2 separate regions of the Homo sapiens genome follow, and region 2 is linked to region 1. A link is an interaction called in ENCODE POLR2A ChIA-PET data of the cell type or tissue named here. Cell type or tissue: GM12878. All regions are shown on one strand.

What was found. Peaks named below come from ENCODE experiments on the same cell type or tissue, not always from the same donor. Only the 100,000 strongest peaks of a DNase experiment are listed, where the experiment ranks them.
Region 2: POLR2A ChIA-PET joins it to region 1 with 12 read pairs; 2 of 35 experiments call an interaction of 5 or more read pairs at or near these places.

The regions. Positions count from the first base shown.
Region 1 is chr5:116,759,588-116,767,587 of GRCh38, reverse strand. It overlaps LINC02214 (long intergenic non-protein coding RNA 2214), which reads left to right and starts at 5,379. Exons shown (of 4, transcript NR_104678.1): 1 at 5,379-5,459; 2 at 6,573-6,693; 3 at 6,799-6,905. It overlaps LOC105379133 (a long non-coding RNA gene), which reads right to left and starts at 3,154. Exons shown (of 4, transcript XR_948689.3): 1 at 3,007-3,154. RefSeq lists enhancers at 3,023-3,312, 3,423-3,582, 3,593-3,642. In GM12878, no CTCF peak of the experiment used is centred here; DNase peaks (open chromatin) are centred at 867, 2,437, 3,417 and 4,117; H3K4me3 peaks cover 3,347 bases; H3K27ac peaks cover 3,795 bases.
Region 2 is chr5:116,879,613-116,887,612 of GRCh38, reverse strand. No RefSeq gene overlaps it. Among named protein-coding and RNA genes, the nearest start is that of LINC02214, 120 kb to the right of the region's middle. In GM12878, no CTCF peak of the experiment used is centred here; DNase peaks (open chromatin) are centred at 1,652, 3,502 and 7,282; H3K27ac peaks cover 868 bases.

The sequences.
Region 1 (8,000 bases):
GTTTCGAACTCCCGACCTCAGGTGATCCGCCCACCTTGGCCTCCCAAAGTGCTGGAATTACAGGTGTGAGCCACTGCCCCCGGCCACGCCCAGCTAATTTTTTTTTTTTTTTTTTTTTTTTTTTTTTTGTATTTTTAGTAGAGACAGGGTTTCACCATATTGGCCAGGCTGGTCTCAAACTCCTGACCTTGTGATCCACCCGCCTCAGCCTCCCAAACTGCTGGGATTACAGGCATGAGCCACTGGCCCTGGCCAAAAGAGTTCCAACTTTAAAGAAAAAGCCTGTGGACAGAAGTGTCAGCCTAGACTCTTGTTCTCATATCATCCTTTTGGCACCGAAAAAAATTTTGTAGTACAAATTCTGGTGTCTGGCTATCAGACTTGGTTAAGTTATACAGCAGAACTAGAGAAGCCCCCCATATTACCCAATTCTTTTTTTTTTATATATACTTCAAGTTCTAGGGTACATGTGCACAACGTGCAGGTTTGTTACATATGTATACATGTGCCATGTTGGTGTGCTGCACCCATTAACTTCTCATTTACATTAGGTATATCTCCTAATGCTATCCCTCCCCACTCCCCCGACCCCACAACGGCCCCGGTGTGTGATGTTCCCCTCCTCTGTCCAAGTGTTCTCATTGTTCAACTCCCACCTATGAGTGAGAACATGCGGTGTTTGGTTTTTTTGTCCTCGCAGCAAATTACCCAGTTCTTTGGAGAGTCTTATCTCCTAAATGAACAGGACTCAGACCACAGGAGTCCTCCTGCAGCATTTAGTGATGTCAACACTGGATGCAAACCCAACACCGGGAGCCCACAGCTCTTTGCTTCAGAGATGAGTAATACTGGCTGAGTCATTGTTTCTATCTGCCTTTTCAATGCTCTCTCCAAAAAGTATCTCGTAATAGACAATCTCTGAGCTCACTGCTTACTGTAATACTTCTTATGTAATAATGCTGGTGGTGAGCAATCTCCTGTAGTATTCCATGACAGCAACACTGACTGTGCTGTGTTAACCTCGATTAATGTTATTATTTGTACACCATAAGGGTACGTTTTGTTTTTCTATTATCTCTTATATTTAGACTGGGAGGCATTGTTCTGTCATCCTTGTTTTATTTTAAGAAATCGAACCATAAGGAGGTTAAGCAATTTCTTCAAATTCATGTAGCTTGTGAACTTTGAGCCTGTGCTTCCTGTTCATTGAGTCACATTATCTCAATTTAAAATTGGCTGCGTTTTAAGTAAAGAAAATTTAAATTAAAAAAAAAGAAGAAGAAAGAAAGCAAGCCATCCAGAGAAGCAGTGCACAGTGGTAATAATGTGCTAATGTGCTGATGGAGTTCAGGACAAGCTGCCCCAAAGTACGGCACCTTGGCATTTGAGAAAACAGCAGAAGCAGGAAGGTCACCCTCGCCTTCTCCTGCTCTTCTCCCCTAAAGCAGGTCCTAAAACCTAGGAAGAATTTTCTGACCCTCCTCTGAAGGAGATCACAAGACCCTCATGTGAACTGTGCCCTCCCAATACTGGTAGGAAAGAACATCCTTATTTCTGAAGAAAAAGGGTCACAGAGAAGAATCTGAACAAACAGTCCATGCTAAGTACCCTCCCACACACAGTTTATTACCATTAAATCATACTTTTTTTTTACCCAATCATACTTCTTCATAACTATCCACTTCTTCATCAAAAATCTACCATAAAAATACACCAGCTTTCTCATTTCTTCAGGCCTTCATTTCCTTTAAAGACTCCTGTGTCATGTTAAACTTCCAATAACTAAGTGTGTATATGTTTTCCACTCATTAATTTATCTTTTGTTACAGGGGCCTCATCCATGAACCTAGTGATGGATGAGAAAAATATATTTTTCTTCCCCTACAGTGCATACAGGCTTTGGATTCTGAGTCATTCAGTCAACAAATGCTTATTGAACACGGGCTGTGTGCCAGGCATGCAGTAAAGCAGGAAGGAAAGACCCTTGCTGTCATGGGGTCCATACACTTGAGTCTGGGGTTAGAAATGGGGAGAAACAGACAAACTGAAACACAGTATAAACACATAGATAAGAGAGAAATAAACAAGGAATGCCAGATGGCTGTAAAGGCAATGTTGGGCACCACTGTGGTGTGATATGATGGAGAATGACCTAGTGGTTGCCATCTGAGGGTGCTTGCCACAAACAGCCTTGAAGGAAAGCCCTGATTTTCTATCTTATCTTTATAAACACTTCGAAATTCAAACGCCATTAAACTGATTTTAAAATGGACCTGTGTCTTATTTATTTATGTCAGCCACAGTCATAACAAGGAAGTAGGGGTGCGGGGTGGGGAGGGGGGGAACAGGGGAGAATGTTCTAAGCAAAGGGAGCAGCAAGTGTAGCAGAGGTGACAGACAGGCTGAGCTCCAGACTCAGCTCTAACCCTCTCTGGTTGAATGACTTCAAGCATGTTACCAACATACCTAGGTCCTTTGTGAAAGGCCCTTTAAAAGAGAGACAATTTCTAACTCATAGGAACTTACGTAAATTAAATGACACCAGCACATAGCAGTTACTCATAAAAGGTAGTTGATTTCCTACCTTATCTTGATAAATCCTTTAAGATTCAAAGACCATTAAACTCTGATTTAGAAATTGTCCTATGTCTTATTTATTTATTTATTTATCTTCCTGAGCAGGGGGCAGCTATAAGAGCAGCAGGAAATGTGAAATCAGAGATGATCTAGGTTATGAGTTCTTGGAAATCAGGGATAAATTTATTTATAGGAGGAAACAAACAAGATGCCATTCTTTTGGGGACAAGGGTGACTTCTCCATTAGATGCAGTACGATAGTGCCTAGGACCCACGATCCTTTGCAGAAAAGGGGAGCTCCACAAAAATCTTCTAATTTCTTTAAGATTAGCAGAAAATAAAAAAGAATTCTTAGGTGTATTTTAATATAGAACATCATAAGTTTGTCTTTATAGCAGCACACTCGTAAACTTTCATTTTTAATGTTACCTTATGGAGACAGGACCTCCAAAGACAAAGTCCCTAGGCCTTACAAAATCCGTATCCCAGCTGACTGGGGAAGAGAGTGTTCCTTTACTGCTCCTGATCTCTTCGCCTCCATCCGCGCCTGCGGCTTCCTTCACCGGCTCCGCTGCCCACCTTCTTCCTTAGCCATCTTGCCTTATATTACTGCCTATGCCCAGCCCCTGCTTTTTTTTTAAATCACCCAACCCAGATTTTTACGCAATTTCCCATTTCCCACAGCTTAGATTTCGTAAGAAAATCCCCTACAGGTGGTATGGCCACGGCAGGCCAGCCCAGCCCAGAGGCACTTAAGCACACGGAGCAGGGAGCACGCGGAGCTACGTGCTTCAGGCCACATCATTTTCACAGGGAATCCCCACAGGCCTGGTCCTTTGGCAGCCTGGGTGCTAAATGCAAGCCACAGCAGGTTTCGATTTTCAACTGCAATGACTTATGTTCTTGGTCCTAAGAATTCACAAATTGTTAAAGTCAATAATGAGACATATTCTCACCGCTGCAGTGGGGTTGTTTCTTGGCTTGATGTTTTGTTTTGCTTTGGCTTCCCAAGAAGTGTCTGAACTGTCTGTACTCTAAAAACTTACCACAGAGGTAAGCTGTGTGGACAGGGTGCTGGATGTAGATGCCAGCCAAAAAAAAAATTTAAAACTGGGCCGGGCGCGGTGGCTCACGCCTGTAATCCCAGCACTTAGGGAGGCCGAGGCGGGCAGATCACCTGAGGTCGGGAGTTCGAGACCAGCCTGGCCAGCATGGTGAAACCCTGTCTCTAATAAAAACACAAAAATTAGCCAGGCGTGGTGAAGGCACCTGTAATCCCAGCTACTCGGGAAACTGAGGCAGGAGAATCACTTGAACCGGGGAGGCGGAGGTTGCGGTGAGCCGAGATCACACCATTGCACTCCAGCCTGGGCAACAGAGCAAGACTCTGTTTAAAAAAAAAAAAAAAATTCTAAAACTAAAAAAAATTCCCCTCAGAGATTGAGCCCTTAACTAGGGCAATCCCCAGGTGAACTTACAAAACTAGCTAAGAGTATCACATCCCCAGCAAAACTGAGGCTTCCTCAGCTCTGAGCCTGCAGCCCTAACATCTCCCAAACAAAACTTCATCTCAAGGAAACACTGTCACTCATTTACATTCTACCAGGAGGTGAGCTCTCCTTGTCACGTAGTCTAGAGACACTTACATTTGGATTCTGATTTTAATTATATAAAGGCTGTAAGGGATTTTATGATGTACCAAGAAATAAGTAGAAGTATCCTATTTGGGGGCTGCAGTGACCTTCTCTAAAGCTGAAGTTATTTTACCTTTTTTAAAATTATTTTTTTAATGATATAAGAAATACATGAATACATTTTCCTTTTCACATTAAAACAACATGTATAAGGCTTAAATTCTGTTTTGCTTATTCTTGCACATTCTTAGTAGCTTCATGTTCTCTTCCTCCTGGGGGTATCGGTATGGATTTGAATGCATCTTTCAAATGTTGTTATATTCACGTACACCCATGTGTGTGTACCCACAGGGAAAAGATATATATATGGTATTGCTTGGTGATTGCCCCTTACATAAATGAAGTAAAAAAATACACTGTGTATTTTTGCTGCACCATGTTAGAACTTACTTTATGTCTCATTTTTAACTATGCTATTATATTTATCATATAAAACTACAGTTTGTTTAGCCACTACCCTGTTGATGGGCCTGTAATCTTAACCTTATAGGTAAGTGCCTTTCTCAGTCCTCTTCCCAATCCAGGCACCTGGCCACAATTATGGCATAGGAAGGATCTAGTTAATATACTAGAAACATAAGATTCGAGTATCAGACTTTCAGGGCTATATTTTGAAAAAGCAACAAAGTTCCAAGAAAAAAGTTTCCTTTCATTTGGTGGTAAAAGCCAGTGTGGAGATTGTTAAAAAGAAAATCTTTAAAAAGGAAAATAAATTGCTAAGGGCTGGAGAGAAGAGGTGGGGGTGAGGCTGGAATAACAACCATTCTAAATCAGTGAGAATACTAATGGGAAAAGTTACACCTAGGGATTTTATGGGACCTGAGCTTTGTTTAGCACCCAGACCTCAGTCCTCATTTGAGAGAACAAGGCCCATAAGTACTTTTCCAATATTTGCCTAGATTGATAGAATAGGCTCTTCATTAATTTACTTTGAGCTTCAGCTCGTCTAGTTTGTATTATGCTTAATTAATCCAGTTAATTGGTGCTGGCCTGAACGGAAACAAAGACATGTAGAAGGCACAGGAAGTACAAAGTCAGGTTTGTGCTCCTGGTATGTGGGAACTGGGGAATTCTCACTGCAAGGAAGACATGCTCAGATTCAAGTTGCCTGAACTCTACAGGCTCCTAAATAAAGAACCTAAAATTCTGAATAAAAGAAGTAGAGTTGGAGCCCAGAGACAGAGTGAGGTATGGAATAACAGAAACTCACTGCAGAGTTCACACTTCAATCAGTGAGCCTTAAGGCGCTAAGAGGTCAAAACCTGAGCCTTTGGCTCAGATCCCTAGGTTTGGGTCCTAGCTCTGCCACACTTTGGCTGCACCATTTTAGCCACATTACTAATCCTCTTCGTGCTTCGGTTTTCTCATCTGTAAAACAGGGATAGTTTCATGCGCGTCCATGTGAGGAGACCACCAAACAGGCTTTGTGTGAGCAATAAAGCTGTTTATTTCACCTGGGTGCAGGTGGGCTGAGTCCGAAAAGAGAGTCAGCGAAGGGAGATGGATTATCATTAGTTCTTACAGGTTTTGGGATGGGCGGTGAAGTTAAGAGCAATGTTTTGTGGACAGGGGTGGATCTCACAAAGTACATTCTCAAGGGTGGGGAGAATTACAAAGAACCTTCTTAAGGGTGGGGGAGATTACAAAGTACCTTCTTAAGGGTGGGGGAGATTACAAAGTACATTGATCAGTTAGGGTAGGGCAGGAACAAATCACAATGGTGGGATGTCATCAGTTAAGGCTGTTTTTACTTCTTTTGTGGATCTTCAGTTACTTTAGGCCATCTGGATGTATACGTGCAAGTCACAAGGGATGCGATGGCTTGGCTTGGGCTCAGAGGCCTGACAGATATTACTTTTTCATAGGATTATGAAGATTCAATTCGATCATTTATGTAAAGTCCTAATTCAGTGTAATTCCTGGCACATAGTAAATATTCTGTAAATGATAGTTTTTATTAACTAAAAAAAGCAGTTGGTATTAAGCCACAAAAGTTCTGGTATTTGAATGTCTAAATAATTTTATTGTAAGTATTATGTATGAAGGGGGAAAAAGCCTTCCCCCCCCCCACCCCCCGCCACAAAAAGAAGGTCTGGATGGCATTTATTGGGAGAAGCTGGGTGCTAACTTGTCACATCATGAATCAGTCACCCTTTATCATTGATCTGTAATTCCAGAAATCCAGAACAGAATTTTTAGAATTTGCCCCTTTCTTAAAAGGGATATTTTACATTGTAATAATTTCACCCTGGGTTTAGCCTGTGTTTCTACAGTATTCTTCACCCTTTCTGGCCTATTTAGCTCAGAACGCAAGCTTGACAGCAAGACAAACAAATTCCTCAAATGAGACTGCCAGCCAGTATTTGGGCTATAAAGCATGGCCAATTTGCTTTCTCAGGATGGAGAATATAATCCCCAGAAGGTGGGTAGGCACAGAGTTCAAAAAGAAAGTGAATAACCTGTTCATCTGCCTTAGCCATTAACATTCTTGACTTTTCCATTTTGTGTCCTCTCTTGCAAACTCCAGCATTATCGAGGGCACTTTTGAGTGCCTGATTCCATGTCTTTGAACAAACAAAGTCGCCAACTACAGTTCCTCTCTCAAGAGCAAAACCTGAAATTTGTCAAGAAATAGTGAGTATTGTTTGCCAATGGATATAACTCAAATGTCAGACTCTGCTTCTGTACTTTTAGGCCCTGACCACACCAAACGGCCTGTGTTTATTCAGTGCCTTGATTTCTCTTCTCTTGAATCAGGAGGAATAGAATGTGCTACTACTCACTGCTTGGTTTATAAAGAGCTATGAAATCCCTGAAATTGAGTTGTTTGAAGTAGAGCTCTGGAGGTCACAAAAGGCCACCTTCGAGAGGGAGGGGCTACAGCTGAATCCCAGCTCTAACATTTCACAATAAAGTTGGAGTTACAACTATGCATATGTAGAAGCTTCCCTAGAAGTTTCAGCCAAGAGAAACCTCTCAGATATGAAAATCAGAACTCTCTTCCCCTTTCTCTTTCTCATGAAGAATAGAGCAGGATTATACCACCAGCTGTTTTCTTCTTCTTCGTTTTTGTTTACGGTTTCTTTAGTTAAATAACACCGAGAGGATTGGCAGCATAAGGTTCTGTCATGGCATTTTTGCTGCCTCACTTGATTCCATTAATCTTGAGACAGCAGGGCAGGTGGCTTCTAGGGGGGTCCTCCAGCCAGGCTGCTCATTAGGCTCTTGCAGCATGGGTGAGAGAGGCAGAGGGAAGCACAATTACTCAGCCAGCGGAGCTTCTCAGCATGGCTTCCTTTGTGCCAATAAGAGACTTCCCAGTCCTGACTCAGCCTCCGGAGGGACGCATAGCTGAGGACGCTGGAACGCAAGCCTGGTGGGGGACTGGCTCCCAGGCACTGGATCCATCAGCAAAGGAGAATTGTTCTGTGCCCTGAGCCTCTATTTACTAAGCTTATAAAGTCGATCATTTTCTTTTCTTTTTTATTTCTTTTTTTTTTGAAACGGAGTCTCATTCTGTCACCCAGGCTGGATTGCAGTGGCACGATCTCAGCTCACCGCAACCTCCACCTCCCAGATTCAGCAATTCTCCTGCCTCAGCCTCCCAGGTAGCTGGGATTCCAGGCGCCTGCCACCCCACCTGGCTAATTTTTGTATTTTTAGTAGAGACAGGGTTCCACCATGTTGGCCAGGCTGGTCTTGAACCCCTGACCTCAGGTGATCCACATG
Region 2 (8,000 bases), 120 kb before region 1:
GGTTGTCCCTATTTAAGAGTATGGTGTCAGCTCTTCCGTCAACAAGAAGAAGTATGACCCCAAGGTCAAAAAACCAAAAACCGTGTTCTACTCTGCACTCCACTGGGCCCAGCTGCAAGACTGCAGGCAAATCACTTTCTAGCTTCTACTGCTCAGTTTCCTCATCTGGAAATGGGGATGACGAGATGTGTGATAAGCATTAATTAATGTTTGCAAACTGTTTTGAGATCCACTGATGAAAGAGACAAAGTATTAGTTTTCTCAGCATGGGCAAACAAATGCTTGGTACAAATCCAGCTAAATCATGCTGAGTTAATTACCTGTAAGCCTTGAAACTGTTGTATCAAATCTGTTTTGTACTTTCCTGCCCCAGGCAGATTAGCACCTGTAGTGTTTTACACTGAATCACCAAGAGAAGTCAGCAGACAAATTGGGTCAAAAGATATGACTGTAGTTCTCATGGATTCCTGTTTGCCTGAGATAACTATTTTGGAAGCAAAAAAAAAGAACCAAATTTTTAAATATGTGATAAATGTTGGGTTATAGAGGCAGCCTGCAATGCCCAATAATAAGCATGTAATTTTGAATAATGAACAAAGATCAAGATGTGGAGCCATTAAAAAAAATAGTGTGCCTACCATTTTTTATGTATCCCAAAGATACATAAAGAAGTAATGTATCTTTGTAGCAAAGTATATGTATCTTTGGGATACATAAAGAATGGTAGGTATTCAACAAAACTAGCAAAGGTTGCTAGTTCTTAAACATTGTTTAAAAGTCCCAGACAAGCTAGACATTTGATACAAAAATACAACTTTCTGAGTGATGCCACTTGCTAGAGAAGTGAAGGGAGCACTTTGAAGGCTTTGAGTAAGACTCTTTAAATATCATATGTGAGCCAGAGGTTTAGACGAGCAAATCCAAATTTGGAGTGTATGACAAGAAAACCTACGCTAAAAAGAAGTCTTGGATAGTGGGAGGGCAAGAGTGGTCCTTCAGATCTGCAATAAATCAAATCACAGTTACTTGTCCAATTAAATATGATTGGAGAGCACAATTTTAGCAAAAACACCAGCTCAAATAGAAGTTTCAGTTTGCCTTACAGAAGGTGAGCAGATATCTTTAAGTCCTCTTGGGTTCAAGGAAGGATGGTTTTGCTGTAAGGAGGTAGGCAAAAGTGTAAGCAGAGAAAAATTCAGGCATCATTGCAAAAGTCTAGGGTAGTTATTCTCAAAGTGTGGTCCCAGATCAGCAGAATCAGTATCATGTGAAATTTGTTAGAAATGAAAATATCAGGGTCGGGTGCAGTGGCTTATGCCTGTAATCCCAGCACTTTGGGAGGCCAGGAGTTCTAGAACAACTTGGGCAACATGGAGAAACCTCATCTCTACTGAAAAAAAAAAAAAAAAAATTAGCCAGGTGTGTTGGTGCACACTTGTGGTCTCAGCTAGGTGGAAGGATTGCTTAAGCTCAGGAGGATGAGGTAGGGTGCAGTAAGCTGTGTTCAGGCCACTGCACTCCAGCCTGAGTGACAGAGACAGACTCTGTCTAAAAAAAAAACAAAAAAACAAAAAAACAAAAAAAAAAACAAATAAATACCAGGTTCTATTCTAGACATACTAAATCTGAAACTTTGTGGGGTTAGGGTGTAGAATTTGCACATTACACCAGGTGTTTATGATCCCTGCTAAAGTTAGAGTCACTGGTTGATAATTGCCAGTTAGTATCAGCTTGAATGTGAATCAACTGTATCAATAAAAAATGTCCTTTAAATTGACTTAAAGCATGGGAAAGGTAATAAGTGAGAAATTCAAGTCAAGAGAGTTGATACTGAATTTGGGGATTTGAGGTTTCATGAATATGATTATTTAGTGGACAGAATCTGTGGTAAGTAAAGGTAGGATGCTTTTTTCTTCTGGAATCATTCTCCATCAGCAAATAAAGCCATAAAGGGGTGTTAGCAGTTAAGTCAGTTAGCTGTCCACCAAAATACATATTCCCCTTCTTCTGGCCCAAAACTACATAGCAGTTAGGCGTGGCATATGATTGAGCTCTCTCCTTTGACATGTTAGCAGAGGTGATGTGTACCACCTCCAAATCTGGACCATAAATGATTTGCACGTGCACTCCTCCATTCTCTTTCCCAGTTTAGGTTGACTGTGATGGCAACACTCAGAATGACCTACCTGGAAGCCGCACATTAAAGATGTCCAAGCAGCCAACAGCCTTGATTTCTCAATCGCTGTGTAGTGAAGAGCTTCACTAGAACTGAATTCTCAACCCGAACCTTGTATGAGAAAGAGATAAACATTTTTGTTATTTAAGTGACTGAATTTGAGAAATCTATTTTATTTTGAGACACAGCCTCCCTCTGTTGCCCAGGCTGGAATGCAGTGGTGCGATCACGGCTCACTGCAACCTCTGCCTCCCAGGTTCAAGCAATTCTCCTGCCTCAGCCTTCTGAGTAGCTGGGATTACAGGTGCCTGCCACAACGCCCAGCTAATTTTTGTATTTTTAGTAGAGACTGAGTTTCATTGTGTTGGCCAGGCTGGTCTTGAACTCCTGGCCTCAGGTGATCCGCACACCTCAGCCTCCCAAAGTGCTGGGATTACAGGCGTGAGCCACCATGCCTGGACAAGAAACCTATTTTTACCTGTCCTAAATAATATGTTGTTATTTAGATTCATGATACCCCATGAATCTACCACAACTATACCAAAATGTGATCATCTTCTCAAATTAAAAAAAGTATATTCTGATCATTTGGTACTTTTTAAATCATTCCCTAGAACATACATACACATATACACCCACAGCCATGCACGAAGAAAATAACAAGAAAAAGAAAAACAATGGGGATATTATTGCAGGCCTTATTTTAGATTTATGTACATTCATACTTACATTAACAAATCAAAAAGACACAAAGTTCAGGGTAACATATTACCTTTCTATAATAGTCATGACATAAATATATGCCTGCAAAGCAAAGTGTTATAGCCGTAGCTTCTACATTTATCTTTCCAGAAAACAGAAAGAAAACCATCTGTGATTATACTGTACCATGGATATAATATTTATTCATCTAATTTCAATGCCCCTTTGAGTTTAAACATCAAATTTAAGTTTGTTCAGCATAATTGTTTTTATATGTAGCTCTAACTCCTAAAAATAGGGCCTAACATATTCCTGCTGACTGGATACATTTATGTTGTATTTTCATTTCAGCTTGCTTAGTCTCCTTCTCATTCAGGTCTGAGAGTGACTTGCTGGTTGAATTCAATGAAGTTACTTAATATATCTGTGTTACCGCGTACTCAGCTATTAAAAAGGAGAAAATTTTGTGATGACTTTGATGTAAGCATTGGTAAAATAACTGATGACAGGAATTCTTGACTTTCTGAAAAAGTAGAGTTCTAGGCAGAGTGGATTCTGGACTTCCCAAAAGCAAGGCAACTTCTGACCAGGCTCCCCTTACAAGAAAAGCACCTGGCTTCACAAAGTTCTCTGTTCTGCAATAACTAACGGGGAATTCAGCAGGGGGAATTCTTCTGTTATCACAGGGTTCTCAGGTCAAACAAGCTTGGACTTAAATCCTGGCTCCACCACTTAGTAGTTCTGTGGCCCAAGAAGTTTCTTAACCTCTCTAAACCCCAATTTTCTTATTTACGTAAATGCCTCCCCCAACTGTGGTTTAATTTCTTAGAGCCTCCATATCATTTTCAAGACATTAAATTTTCTTCTAGCAGTAAGCGAGGCTCTGTACAATCTGACCTTAATCTCCATTTCCAACCTATCAATCTCTTGTCCATTCAACTTCTGGCTTCAGGCAAGGCAACTTCTTGCTTACTGAGCACGCGATGCTCCATCGAGCTTCTTTTACGTCTCTGTCAATCCTCCCTCGGCCAATCTGAAAAACTTCGTCTATTTTAGCAAAAAATGACATTATCATCTCCTCAGCAAGGCCCTGCCAAATGCCCCCAGGCAGTCAGTCCCTCCACTTCTGAGCTCTCATAACACTAGGCACACACCTTCTCTTTAAGACTTACTACCCTCAACTATAATTATTTATAATTACTTTGTTCGTTTGTTTACCTCTTTCTCCCTGAGTGTCAGCTCCTGGAAAGCAGTGACTTAACCTTACTACAAGATGTCCGTACTCCACATTAAAGGCTTTGCAGCAGCTGTTTCCTCCGCCTGGCCCATTCCTCCCCCAGAGATCTCATGGTTCACTTTGCTCAAACATCAGCTTCTTGCTGAGACCTCTCCTGAAATCTCTCTTTAAATTTGCAACCTAGACTTCCACCTTCCCTGACCTTCTTGCCAGTCCCTATAACATTTTCTATTTTCGATCTTGGCTAATACCTCTTATTTTTGGGTTTTTTTGGTTTTCTTTCTTTCTTTCTTTCTTTCTTTCTTTTCTTTTTTTTTTTTTTTTTTTTTTTGAGGCGGAGTCTCGCTCTGTCACCCAGGCTGGAGTGCAGTAGCACAATCTTGGCTCACTGCAACCTCCATCTCCAGGGTTTAAGTGATTCTCCTGCCTCAGGCTCCCATGTAGCTGGGACTACAGGCAAGCACCACCATGCCCGACTAATTTTTTAAAATATTTTTAGTAAAAACAGGGTTTCACCATGTTGTCCAGGCTGGCCTTTAACTCCTGACCTCAGGTGATCTTCACACCTCATCCTACCAAAGTGCTGGGATTACAGGCATGAGCCATCAAGCCTGGCAATCTTAGCTAATATCTTTTAAAACACGCTATGATTCACTTATTAGTCTGTTTATTGGTTATGGTTTGTTTCCTTATCTAGAACATAAGCTTCCTAAGAGCAGGATCTTTGGCTGTTATTTGTGGATAAACTGTAAGTTCCTAGATTGGTACTTAGGACACAATGGTGCTCACAAACCATTTGTTGGCTAAGTGAATGAGTGAATCTTTGTATCCCAAAGACCTAGAAGTTCAGTAACCATGGATTGATTAAATGATTAAGTAACTGTCTTGAGGTTGTTTTCATGCACAAGAAGGAAAGGTATTCAAATTAAGTCTACCAGAAGAAAAAATGGATTATAGTTTTCTTTTCCTTCTTTTTTCCTTGAGAGAAGCATGGGCTCTGAGCATGAACTCCAGTTAGACAGAACTGACTTCAAATCTCAGCCAAGACACTTCACTGCCACTTGTCTTCTCCTGATCCTTAGTCACCTTGATGTAAAATGGGCTCAGTAGTAATAACTACCACTTAGGGCTGTTGTTCACAATCAGAGATTACACTGTGTAAGCACTTAACCACAGGACATGGCATATTGACAGTGCTTTGTAAACAGTACCTGCTGATAAAATTACATGCTCACGAATGAGGTTCTCCTATTATTACCACACACGACTGACCAAGAGCTACCTTTCAGAATCAGAATTCTGAGACCAGAGTGGACACAGTCAGTCTCTCTCTCTCTCTCTCTCTCCCTCTGTTCCTTAAGGTAGAGAATTGTGTCATTAGAGCTGGCCCAGCTCCCAAACATGCTGGGTGGCAGAAGAGTAGGATGGGCACACGCATTTTTATCATATCTGCTTACCTGACTGCCCTTTCTTCTTCCATCTAACACATCATATCCCCAGAACAACAGCAACAAATCCTCAAGTATGGGTCTTCATTCTAGCAAACTAAATCTCAAATTAAAGTCCTCTAAATTATTTTACTTCAACAGAGACCTTTCTTTCTTTCTTTCTTTTCTTTCTTTCTTTCTTTCTTTCTTTCTTTCTTTCTTTCTTTCTTTCTTTTCTTCCTTCCTTCCTTCCTTCCACTCATTCATTCAGTCATCCGTTCAACAGAATGTACAAAGGCTAACCCCCATGTGAAGCACAGGGTATCTATCAGTGGATAAATTGGACAAGGCACCTGCCATTAGAGCTTACAACCTAATGGGGCCTACAGGCAATAAACACATATGCAAATATAGAACCAGAAACTGTGATAAGTGCTCTGAAGGATATAAGCGGGTGTACTGAGAGATGAAGAAGGTGAGGACAGAGCTAATTAACACAGGGTGGAGAAAGAGAGGTTCCCTCTAATACCAAGAAATGTAGCATATAATATAGTGCTAGATTTGCAGTTGACTATTTCATACCACTACTTTGCCTCTCAAACAAACTACAAGCACTTTGATAGCAAAGAAGAGCCTTAAACTACATCTGCAAGTTCTGAACTACCTGGCCAAGGCTGAAGGTACCTTAAGTGCCTTACATAGTGTTTGCAGAGTTGGCTTTTACTGACCTTTAATATGTTCAGGAGGAAATGGAGAAAGGAGATTAGTAAAGTCCGTACTTAAGTTCTTAATTTCTTAGCTCAATTATTCTAAGCGAATTGTGTTTCTCACAATGAAAATAGAACCATCGATTCTTTTCTTTTTATAATTGTAGTTAGTTAAGAGTTTTGAATACATCAAATAGGGAGAAATGTGCTCCAAAAATATATAAAACATGCAAGCTTTGAGGAAATTGAGTTTAAATGAGAAACTGAGTTTATTGGTTGACATAATAAAACAATCTTCAATGACCATTATTACTTCACATAACAGACAGATGCATTTGTAGCTGATGTATTATGAAAAGGTACAAGATCTTGGTATGGCTTGATGATATTTTTAAGACAGGCATACATAAAAAGAGAAGAAAAGAAAAAGCCCAAGAAACGGCATAATATAACCACTGGCATATTTCCCCTTTTTTCCTCTCCTGAGAATGAAGACAAACACAGTTGGGATCCACTGGAAAGAAAAACTGCCTCACACTGTTCATTCATGAGTTTTCAGCTGTAATTAAGCATCTAATGCTCCAGATGGCTAAGTATTCAAAATTAGTACATTTCAGCTTCACTGAAACAGTTTATTTTGAAGTGTTCAAAATACTATCCAGTGGTGCTTACAACTGAACAAGAGATTCTTGCAAAATTCTGAAAGGTGTATTAGAATATATGCCTCCTGGAGAAATTCACAATTTGATATTTCCTTACCATTTCCTTCTTTCTTTCCTATTGACCCATATGGTGAAAAATTCTTAAAAATTAGATCTAGTGTACTTTTGTGTCCTGCACATAACTCTCAACCTACTTTAATGTGGTAGAATGAGTTCCTGGCCCCATTTCTTCATCCTTTTTTTGAATCTCTATGCTTTGCCAGGTAACAGTGCAGTCTTTCACACTCTAGCAGTGAAGTGTACTTCCTTGCCTCTTAACTTGGGATCTGGCCATTTGATTTGTTTTGGGCAATGGCCTGTGGGCAGAACTGAGAGCTGACTGTGCTCAACCTAGGCTTTCAAGAGCCTCATGTGTTATATTTTCACTTGCACTCTTATGCCTCTGCAATTGCAATTGGATAGGTGATGCCATTTATTCTGTGCTGTAGAATGAATATAGATGAAGCACAGCTGAGCACAACCTATATCAAAAAGTCAAATGCAACTGGACTCTAGGCTTGAATCAGAACTCCTCAGCCAAGTACAGCAGATTCCCGGTTGATTTGCAAACACATGATTGGGAAGAAATTATTGTCAGGTTCAATTACTGAGTTGTGGGGTCATTTGTTATGCAGCAATAGCTAACTGATATACTATGTCTCTGCCCCATTCTCTGAGGTTGTTGAGGAAATAAGCTGGAGGAGAAAGACACTGCTGGCCAAACAAAAAAAAAAATCAAAAATTATTATTTTTGGCATATTTGTCTTATACACCCAAAAGATTTTAAACTTCTTTGATCTAAAAAAATCTTACTATTTATCTTTGACACATCAATAATAGCCACTTAAAATTCTGTTGCGTTGGATTTATTAAAAACTGTTAGATACAAATAACAGCACAACTATTTTTTTAGATAAAAACCCATAGGCCAAAATTTTTCTCTTTGGCTCAAAATTTTAGAGAGGGATACTTTTAAATGTGTCTGCTGAAGAAAAATTTGGTTATATGTCTAAGCATTCTGATTATTTTTTCAAATGTTAACTCACTACA